Linked DNA regions of Homo sapiens: region 2 is linked to region 1. A link is an interaction called in ENCODE POLR2A ChIA-PET data of the cell type or tissue named here. Cell type or tissue: IMR-90. All regions are shown on one strand. Links, peaks and the distances in the headings refer to the core of each region. The heading gives the core; the rest is flanking DNA. Region 1 has its middle 3.2 kb from the start of ZG16. Region 2 overlaps KCTD13 (potassium channel tetramerization domain containing 13).

Region 1 (4,385 bases), core at 227-4,226:
GGTCCATTCATTTCTCCTTTTAAAATATTTTTTTTTTGTTTATTTATTTATTTATTTTGAGACGGAGTCTCGCTCTGTCACCCAGGCTGGAGTGCAATGGCATGATCATAACTCTCTGCAGCCTCAAAATCCTAGGCTCAAGCAATCCTCTGACCTCAGTCCTCCAAGCACTGAGACTGCAGGTGTGCACCACTATGCCCAGCTAATTTTTTTTTTTTTTTTGAGACGGAGTCTCGCTCTGTGGCCCAGGCTGGACTGCAATGGTGTGATCTCTGCTCACTGCAGCCTCTGCCTCCCGGGTTCAAGCGATTCTTCTGCCTCAGCCTCCCGAGTAGCTGGGATTACAGGCACCCGCTACCGTGCCCAGCTAATTTTTTTGTGTGTGTTTTTAGTAGAGATGGGGTTTCACCATTAGCCAGGATGGCCTTGATCTCCTGACCTCATGATCCGCCCGCCTCGGCCTCCCAAAGTGCTGGGATTACAGGCGTGAGCCACTGCGCCCGGCTATTTTTTTGAAACGGAGTTCTGCTTTTGTTGCCCAGGCTGGAGTGCAATGGTGCAATCTCGGCTCACTGCAACCTCCACTTCCCTGGTTCAAGCGATTCTCCTGCCTCAGCCTCCCAAGTAGCTGGGATTACATGCATGTGCCACAACACCTGGCTGATTTTTGTATTTTTTAGTAGAGACGGGGTTTCACCATGTTGGTCAGGCTGATCTCAAACTCCTGACCTCAAGTGATCCATCCGCCTCGGGCTCCCAAAGTGCTGGGATTACAGGTGTGTGAGCCACTGCACCTGGCCCCATTCATTTCCCCACAAAATCACATACTACCTCTCAACATTGCTGCACCCCCATTTCCCCTCCCCTGTGAAGAAGGCAGCTACATAAGCATCTGGACCACGTTGGGTTATTAGGTCATCGTTCTCCTGTGGTTTCCTTATGCTTGTACATGTGACATAAATTTTGTACACATTTTTCTCCTATTAATTTGCCAATTGTCAGTTCCTTTTTGGGGAGCCTTTATAGGGCTAGAGAGCAGAAAGGAAGCTTTCCCTTGGCCCTACAGCTCCTTGAGGTCGGCTGTTGACTCTTTTCTTCATTGCTGTCTCTTCAGCGTCTAGAATGGTACCTCCAATGTAGAGATGCTTGATAAACGTGTTGAGCCGGGCACAGTGGCTCACGCCTGTAATCCTAGCACTTTGGGAGGCTGAGGGTGGATCAAGAGGTCAGAGTTAGAAACAAGTCTGGCCAACATGGTGAAACCCTGTCTCTACTAAAAATACAAAAATTAGCAAGGCGTGGTGGTGGATGTCTGTAATCCCAGCTACTTGGGAGGCTGAGGCAGGAGAATCGCCTGAACCCGGGAGGTGGAAGTTGCAGTGAGCCAAGAAAGGGCAGCAGAGCAAGACCCCATCTTGAAAAAAAAAAAAAAAACAAGCAAACAAAAAACAAAAACAAACAAAAAAACATGTGTTGAGTTGCTTTCTGTTTAGTAGCAGAAAGCTCTGGAAGGGCTTTGGACATTCACGCGTGCAGGCCCGGGAACGGGATGAGGTTTAAGGCAACTTCATCTAGAGTTTAAAAGGGGCAGGTAGGCCCACAGCTGGCACGTGGGTTAAATGTAAAGTGGCTCAAACAGGATCTGATAAGGCAGAAGCAGAGATGGGGGCCTGGTGTCTCACTGCCTTCACGTTCTTCCTTCTGCCTCAGTCCCCACATGAGAGTGCACCCTAGAGGTGCCAGCATTAGCGATAGGGCAGCTTTCCTTGTTTCTGGGATGGACAGAAAATGGGCCTTGAGACCCCTCCCATCATAGGAAAGCATCTCTTGCACTCTGGAGACTGAGGACTTGCTATAGTGGAACAAGAAGCAGTCTTCGGCAATGGAGGAGATGCTGGATCTCCATACAGGCAGGGTGGGTGCAACGGAGTGGAGCTGTGGCAAATGTGGGTGCCTCTGTCCTGAGGGTCCTGGATGTGTCATGCCTGGGAACATGAGGGCGTTCTTCCAAGGTGCCCATCTCGACCTCTCTGAGCTGCCATCTTTGACTTCCTGTGTTTGGTCACAGACTAGGGGTGGTCTGTCCCTAAACAGAAGAAGACAAGCAAGGATTAGAGAGGAGAAAGAGCTAGAGAGAGAGCTTGGGAGAGATGTAGGGACAAGGAAAGAAGAGGCAGAAGGAAAAAGGCATGGAGGGAAGGAATATAAAAAAAAACCCCTTAGGCCAGGCATGGTGGCTCACGCCTGTAATTCCCGCACTTTGGGAGGCCAAGGTGGGTGGATCACCTGAGGTCATTTCAAGACCAGCCTGGCCAACATGGTGAAACCCCATCTTTACTAAAAATACAAAAATTAGCCAGGCATGGTGGTGGGTGCCTGTAATTCTAGCTACTCCGGAGGCTGAAGCAGGAGAATCGCTTGAACCCTGGAGGCAGAGGTTGCAGTAAGCTGAGATCAGGCCACTGCACTCCAGCCTGGGTGACAGAGCGAGAATCTATCTCAAAAAAAAAAAGAAAAAAGAAAAAAAGGCCGGGTGTGGTGGCTCACGCCTATAATCCTAGCACTTTGGGGGGCTGAGGAAGGTGGATCACAAGGTCAGGAGATTGAGACCATCCTGGCCAACATGGTGAAACCCCATCTCTAGTAAAATAGAAAAAATTATCTGGGTGTGGTGGTGCGCACCTGTAGTCCCAGCTACTCAGGAGGCTGAGGCAGGGGAATTGCTTGAACCCTGGAGGCAGAGGTTGAAGTGAGTCGAGATCGCGCCACTGCACTCCAGCCTGGCAACAGAGCAAGACTCCATCTAAAAAAAAAGAAAGAAAGAAAGAAAGAAAAATCCTCCCCAGAGCAGGGAAAGATGAAGACATAAAGGGAAGGAGAGTCACCAGGAAAGAGAGAGGGAGAGAGACACAAAACAAAATGGCTGGAATGAGGTGAAAGTTATAGTAGCAGGATGTGCTGACACTGACCTTGGAGAAAAAGAGAGGGGAAGGGAGGAGTGAACGTGGAATCTTTGGCTGCTGTTCTGTTTCACTCCCAGAACTCACCACCCTGGATTCCCCCCATTTCCAGATCCTCAGGCGGGACTGCCTTTGCTATCTGGGATGAGTCATTGGCCCCAGATGGTAAACCTGTGAGGGGTGGGGTGCTCTGAATGCCTGACTAGTCATTTATAATTGAGAGCACTTATTCCAGCCCCTTCTGGTCCTCCATCCTTCCCTCTTCTTGGACCTCCTGATTCAGAGAGGTCAGAGGGCCAGTCCAGGAGGGGTCAGGCACTAGGTCCCTGGAGTCAGTCTTAGGGATTTTAGGCAGAGAGGAATCAGTCCTGAAAATGAAGGGCATACAGAGAAAAAAAAAACTATGACATCACCCCTGGGGGTGTTACAGACCTAAGAAAGAAGCAATGGCCCTGGGCGGCCTACAGCCCCAGGAAGATTCAGCCATGGTACCCAGGAGACTTGAGGGCCCAAAGCCCAGAATTACCCCCAGAGGAACACCTGTAGACCTTCGGATCCTTAGCTTTGCACTTCCCATTGGACTGACTCTGTTTCCTGTGGGGCAATAGGCACGTGTTCACTGTGCACCTGCAGCCCCAGTCATCCTTCTCAGAGAGAAATGGTTTGGGAAGTGTTTGGCATATTGGGGATAAATAGATGAGTGGATAGAAAAAAAAATGCAGGCCAGGCACAGTGGCTCACGCCTGTAATCCCAGCACTTTGGGAGGCCGAGGTGGGCGGATCACGAGGTCAAGAGATCGAGACCATCCTGGCAAACATGGCGAAACCCTGTCTCTACTAAAATTACAAAAATTAGCTGGGCGTGGTGGCGCATGCCTGTAATCCCAGCTACTCGGGAGGCTGAGGCAGGAGAATCGCTTGAACCTGGGAAGCAGAGATTATAGTGAGCCGAGATCGCGCCACTGCCCTCCAGCCTGAGGGATAGAGCAAGACTGTGTCTCCAAAAAGAAGAAAGAAAAAAAAGCAATTACAGCAAAATATTAACCATAGTAGAATCTATACAGTGGTTATATAAGTGTCCACTATACAATTCTTTTTTTTTTTTTCCTTTTTTTGAGACTTGATGTTTCGATCATGGCTCACTGCAACTTTGACCTCCTCAGCTCAAGTGATCCTCTTGCCTCAGCCTCCTGACTAGCTGGGATCACAGGTGTGCACCACCATGCCTGGCTAATTGTTTTATTTTTTGTAGAGACGAGATCTCCCTATGTTGCCCATGTTGGTCCTGAACTCCTGAGCTTAAGCAGTCCTCCTGCTTTGACCTCTCAAAGTGCCGGGATTACAGGCATGAGCCACTGCACCCAGTCTTGCTATACGATTCTTTTGTTTTTTTTTTTTTTTTTTTTGAGATGGAGTCTCACTCTG
Region 2 (4,341 bases), core at 342-4,341, 130 kb after region 1:
AGCTCCTTCCTTCTGGTGCAGTCACGCAGGGCCATCCCCCTGCCTAGGGCCCCTGCACCAACACACCTCCTAGCCCTGCAGTCAGGTCCTTGGGCCTGGCCTGGCCTCTCTGCCACTCCTTTACTCAGCAAAGTCATACTTCAAGGCTCAGCTCTGAAGTCAGGCAGGCAGAATTATTTGTTTTCTCTCCTTCATCTCCTTCCCTGCCTAGCCTCTTGGTATATTTTTTCATTTGACAAATACTGAGTGAGTGCACTGCACCAGGTATTGTTCTAGGCACTGCAAAAATAGCAGTGAACAAAACAAGAGTTCTGTCCTCAGGAGGTTACATTCTAGTGGGAGGACTCAGTCATACACTTAAGAAAATATAAACTAGCCTGGCGCAGTGACTCAGGCCTGTAATCCCAGCACTTTGGGAGGCCAAGGTGGGAGGACAGCTTGAGGCCAGGAGTTTGAGTCTAGTCTGGGCAACATGGTGTAACCCCATCTCTACCAAAAATACAAAAAATTAGCTAGGTGTGGTGGCCCACACCTGTGTTCCCAGCTACTCGGGAGACTGAGGTGGGAGGATCACCTGAGCATGGGAGGTGGAGGTTGCAGTGAGCCAAGATTGTACCACTGCACTCCAACCTGGGTGACAGTGAGACCCCATCTCAAAATAAATAAATAAATAAATAAAATAAAATATAAATGCAGTCAAATGATGATGTTTAGGAAACGATATAAGCTGGGTGTGGTGTCTCCTGACTGTAATCCCAGCACATTGGGAGGCTAAGGCAGGAACATCGTTAGAGCCCAGGAGTTCAAGTTCAAAGCCAGCCTGGGCAATGTAGCAAGACCTCATCTATTAAAAAAAAAAAAAGAGAGAGAGAGAGAAAGAGATACATCAGGAAAAGAGATACATCAGGAAAAGGGGATGTGATAGCCAGAGCCAGGAGTGTTACAACTTTAAGAAGGACTCCAGGGAAGGCCTCACTGAGAAGGTGATATTTGACCAAAGGAGTGGGGGAGGGGACAAGGCACACAGAGCAGAAAGAGCAGCCTGGGGAGGGCCAGGGCCAGCGTGAGAGCTGTGGGTCAGGAGTGCACCCAGTGTCTTACTGGAAGATCAAAAGGGAGGCCAATGCAATTGAGGCAGAGATGAGAGGGAATGGAAAGGGATGAAGTCGAAGAGGTGACTGGGGTGTTCCCTTGTGTGGCCTTGGAAGCATCTAACACAGCTCTTAGCAAACTGTTTTTTTAATTTTTTATTTTTATTTTTTATTTTTTCCTGAGACAGAGTCTTGCTCTGTCACCCAGGCTGGAGCGCAATGGCACAATCTCAGCTCACTGCAACCTCCACTTCCCAAGTTCAAGCGATTTTCCTGCTTCAACCTCCCGGAGTAGCTGGGATTACAGGCATGTGCCATTATGCCCAGCTAATTTTTGGATTTTTAGTAGAGACAGGGTTTCACCATGTTGTACAGGCTGGTCTCGAACTCCTGACCTCGTGATCTGCCCGCCTCAGCCTCCCAAAGTGCTGGGATTACAGGTGTGAGCCACCATGCCCGGCCTTTTTTTTTTTTTTTTAATCGTTGTTTGTTTGTTTCTAAGACAAGATCTCACTCTGTTGCCTAGGCTGGAGTGCAGTGGTGTGATCATGTATCCCTGCAGCCTCAACCTCCCGGGCTCAAGTGATCCTCCCACCTCAGCTTCCTGAGTACCTGGGTGTACCACTATGTCCAGTTAATTTTTTTTTATTTTTTGTAGAGATGGGGTCTTGCTGTGTTGCCCAGGCTGGCCTCAAACTCCTGGCCTTAATGGTCCCCTGCCTCAGCCTCCTAAAGTATTGGGATTACAGGTGTGAGCCATGCACTCTAATTATTGGTTTATCTTCCTATCTTCCCAATCAGAGGATGTTTCTTGGAAGCTGGGTCACTGATTCATTCATTCATTCATTCAATAAATGTTTCCTAGCTTCCACTGTGTGAAAAGGGCCCAGCTAATGGGAGATAGGAAAGAAAAAGACATGGCCCTGCCCTCAAGGAACTAACACCTCGCTGCTGATGCAAACCCCCTCCCCTCCACCACACATGATAAAACACTGTCTTTAGCTATGAAGGGAGTGTGACCAACTTTGGGGTTGCTGGATTGAAAGTTCATGAGTGAAGGTGACCCAAAGAAAGTGATGCTTAGCTTGAGTCTTAAGATTAAGTACAAGTTCATTAGGCAGATAGAAGGAAAGAATTCCAAGAGGCAACAGTGTGTGCAGAGGTAAGAGGTAAGAAATAGCACTGAGTGCTTAGAGACTTGTGATGACTGTGGTGTACCTGAGGCATGTGGCTCATAGTAAGCTCGGAAGGGACCAGATGAGGAAGGGCTTGTATTTTGCTCAGCACTTCATTCCCCTTGATTTCCAGCCCGGTACAGTACTTAGCACAGAGCAGGGGCTTGGGGAATATCTTGATGATTGCCACATTAATGACTCAGGATCTACAAACTCAGAGGATGTTCTAAGAGACATCTGATTCTGAGGTTTTAAGAATCTATTTTTGGCAATGGGCCTTTCTGAGTTTCCCTTTTTTTTTTTTTTAATTAGAGTTAGGGCTCACTCTGTCTCCTAGGATGGAGTGCAGTGGCATGATCATAGCTCCCTGCTGCCTCAAATTCCTGGGCTAGGGCGGGCCCGGTGGCTCACACCTATAATCCAAGCACTTTGGGAGGCCGAGGAGGGCAGATCACTTGAGGTCAGGGGTTCAATACCAGCCTGACCAACATGGCGAAGTCTCTACTAAAGAGACTTCTCTACTACATTTAGTCTCTACTAAAAAATACAAAAATTAGCCGGGCATGGAGGCGGGTGCCTGTAGTGCCAGCTACTTGGGAGGCTGAGGCAGGAGAATCACTTGAATCTGGGAGGCAGAGGTTAAGTGAGCTGAGATCACACCATTGCACTGCAGCTTGGGCAACAGAGTGAGACTCTGTCTAAAAAAAAAAAAAAAAAAATAGGCTGGGGGCAGTGGCTCACGCTTGTAATCCCAGCACTTTGGGAGGCTGAGGTGGGTGGATCACGAGGTCAAGAGATTGAGACCATCCTGGCCAACATGGTGAAACCCCGTTTCTACTAAAAATACAAAAATTAGCTGGGCATGGTGGCACGTGCCTGTAGTCCTAGCTACTGGGGAGGCTGAGGCAGAAGAATCGCTTGAACCTGGGAGGTAGAGGTTGCGGTGAGCGGAGATTGTGCCACTGCACTACAGCCTGGTGACACAACGAGACTCCATCTCAAATAATAATAATAATAATAATAAATAAATAAATTACTGGGCTCAAGCAATCCTCCTGCCTTAGCTTCCTGAGTAGCTGGGATTACAGGTGCATGCCATCATGTCACCAAGCCACCACACCTGGCTAAATTTTTTGACTTCTTACAGAGATCAGGTCCCACGATGTTGCCCAGGCTGGTCTCGAACTCCTGGGCTCAAGTGATCCTCCTGCCTTGGCCTCCCAGAGTCCTGGGGTTACAGGCGTAAGCCACTATGCCTCACCCCTTCTGAGTTTCTAATGGCAACTATGGACCCCCTATACAGAAAAATGCATACACCCCCATTTCAGGAGTTGCAAACAGCCTTGAAACCCATCCAACAGGCCTAGGCTAAGCACCCTGCTCTAACCCGTGACCCCCATTTCACAGAGAAACAGAGACCCACAGGGATAGGGTGGCTTGCCCACTGTTGTGCACCCCAGACCCCAGGATCTGGCTCCTGCCTCCTGGTGGTGGGCTCCTTCCCCTGCCAACCTGCTTTTGTCCAGGGTCCTGGTCCTGGCCACCCCCAGCCCCCAACATAGGCTCTGGAGCCCCTCTGACCTTGGTCTGCTTCTTCTCCGTAGCATAGACAATGGAGGTGCAGCACACCTCGGCGATTTTGCGGCCCTGCCCGTAGAAAGACCAGCAGCAGATCTCGTCCCCCAGGACATCCTTGAGGAAGAGTAGCCGCCCGTGGAAGCGCAGGGCCAGCTTGTCGAACAGCTCGATGTTCTTAAGTAGGTTGTCATCTGAAGTGCTGGGGACCAGGGGACCAGGAGGCCTCAGCGCAGTTGGCACCCCTCCCTCTGTACCCCCAGAAGACGGGCCTGGATGCATTCCCAGTCCTCTGCTCCTGCCCAGGGCTTTGGTGCTCAACAGAGAGCCTCCTCCACCCCTGGGGCCAGGCTAAACGGGTCTCAGAAGGGAAGCCACATGCGCTGAGCAAATCCCAGCACAGCACAGCACAGCAGCTCCAGTGAGGGACCGGGAGCCAGGCCACCTCCCCGGGGGTCCTGGTGTCCCCATTTTTTAACTGGGTGACACTAGGCAAGTTA

What was found. Peaks named below come from ENCODE experiments on the same cell type or tissue, not always from the same donor. Only the 100,000 strongest peaks of a DNase experiment are listed, where the experiment ranks them.
Region 2: POLR2A ChIA-PET joins it to region 1 with 8 read pairs; 5 of 35 experiments call an interaction of 5 or more read pairs at or near these places.

The regions. Positions count from the first base shown.
Region 1 is chr16:29,772,848-29,777,232 of GRCh38, forward strand. No RefSeq gene overlaps it. Among named protein-coding and RNA genes, the nearest start is that of ZG16, 3.2 kb to the right of the region's middle. RefSeq lists an enhancer at 2,921-3,215. In IMR-90, for the core only: no CTCF peak of the experiment used is centred there; no DNase peak of the experiment used is centred there.
Region 2 is chr16:29,907,131-29,911,471 of GRCh38, forward strand. KCTD13 (potassium channel tetramerization domain containing 13) reads right to left here. Exons shown (of 6, transcript NM_178863.5): 5 at 3,848-4,043. It also overlaps a transcript of ASPHD1 not described here. Among named protein-coding and RNA genes, the nearest start is that of ASPHD1, 8.8 kb to the left of the region's middle. In IMR-90, for the core only: no CTCF peak of the experiment used is centred there; a DNase peak (open chromatin) is centred at 2,471.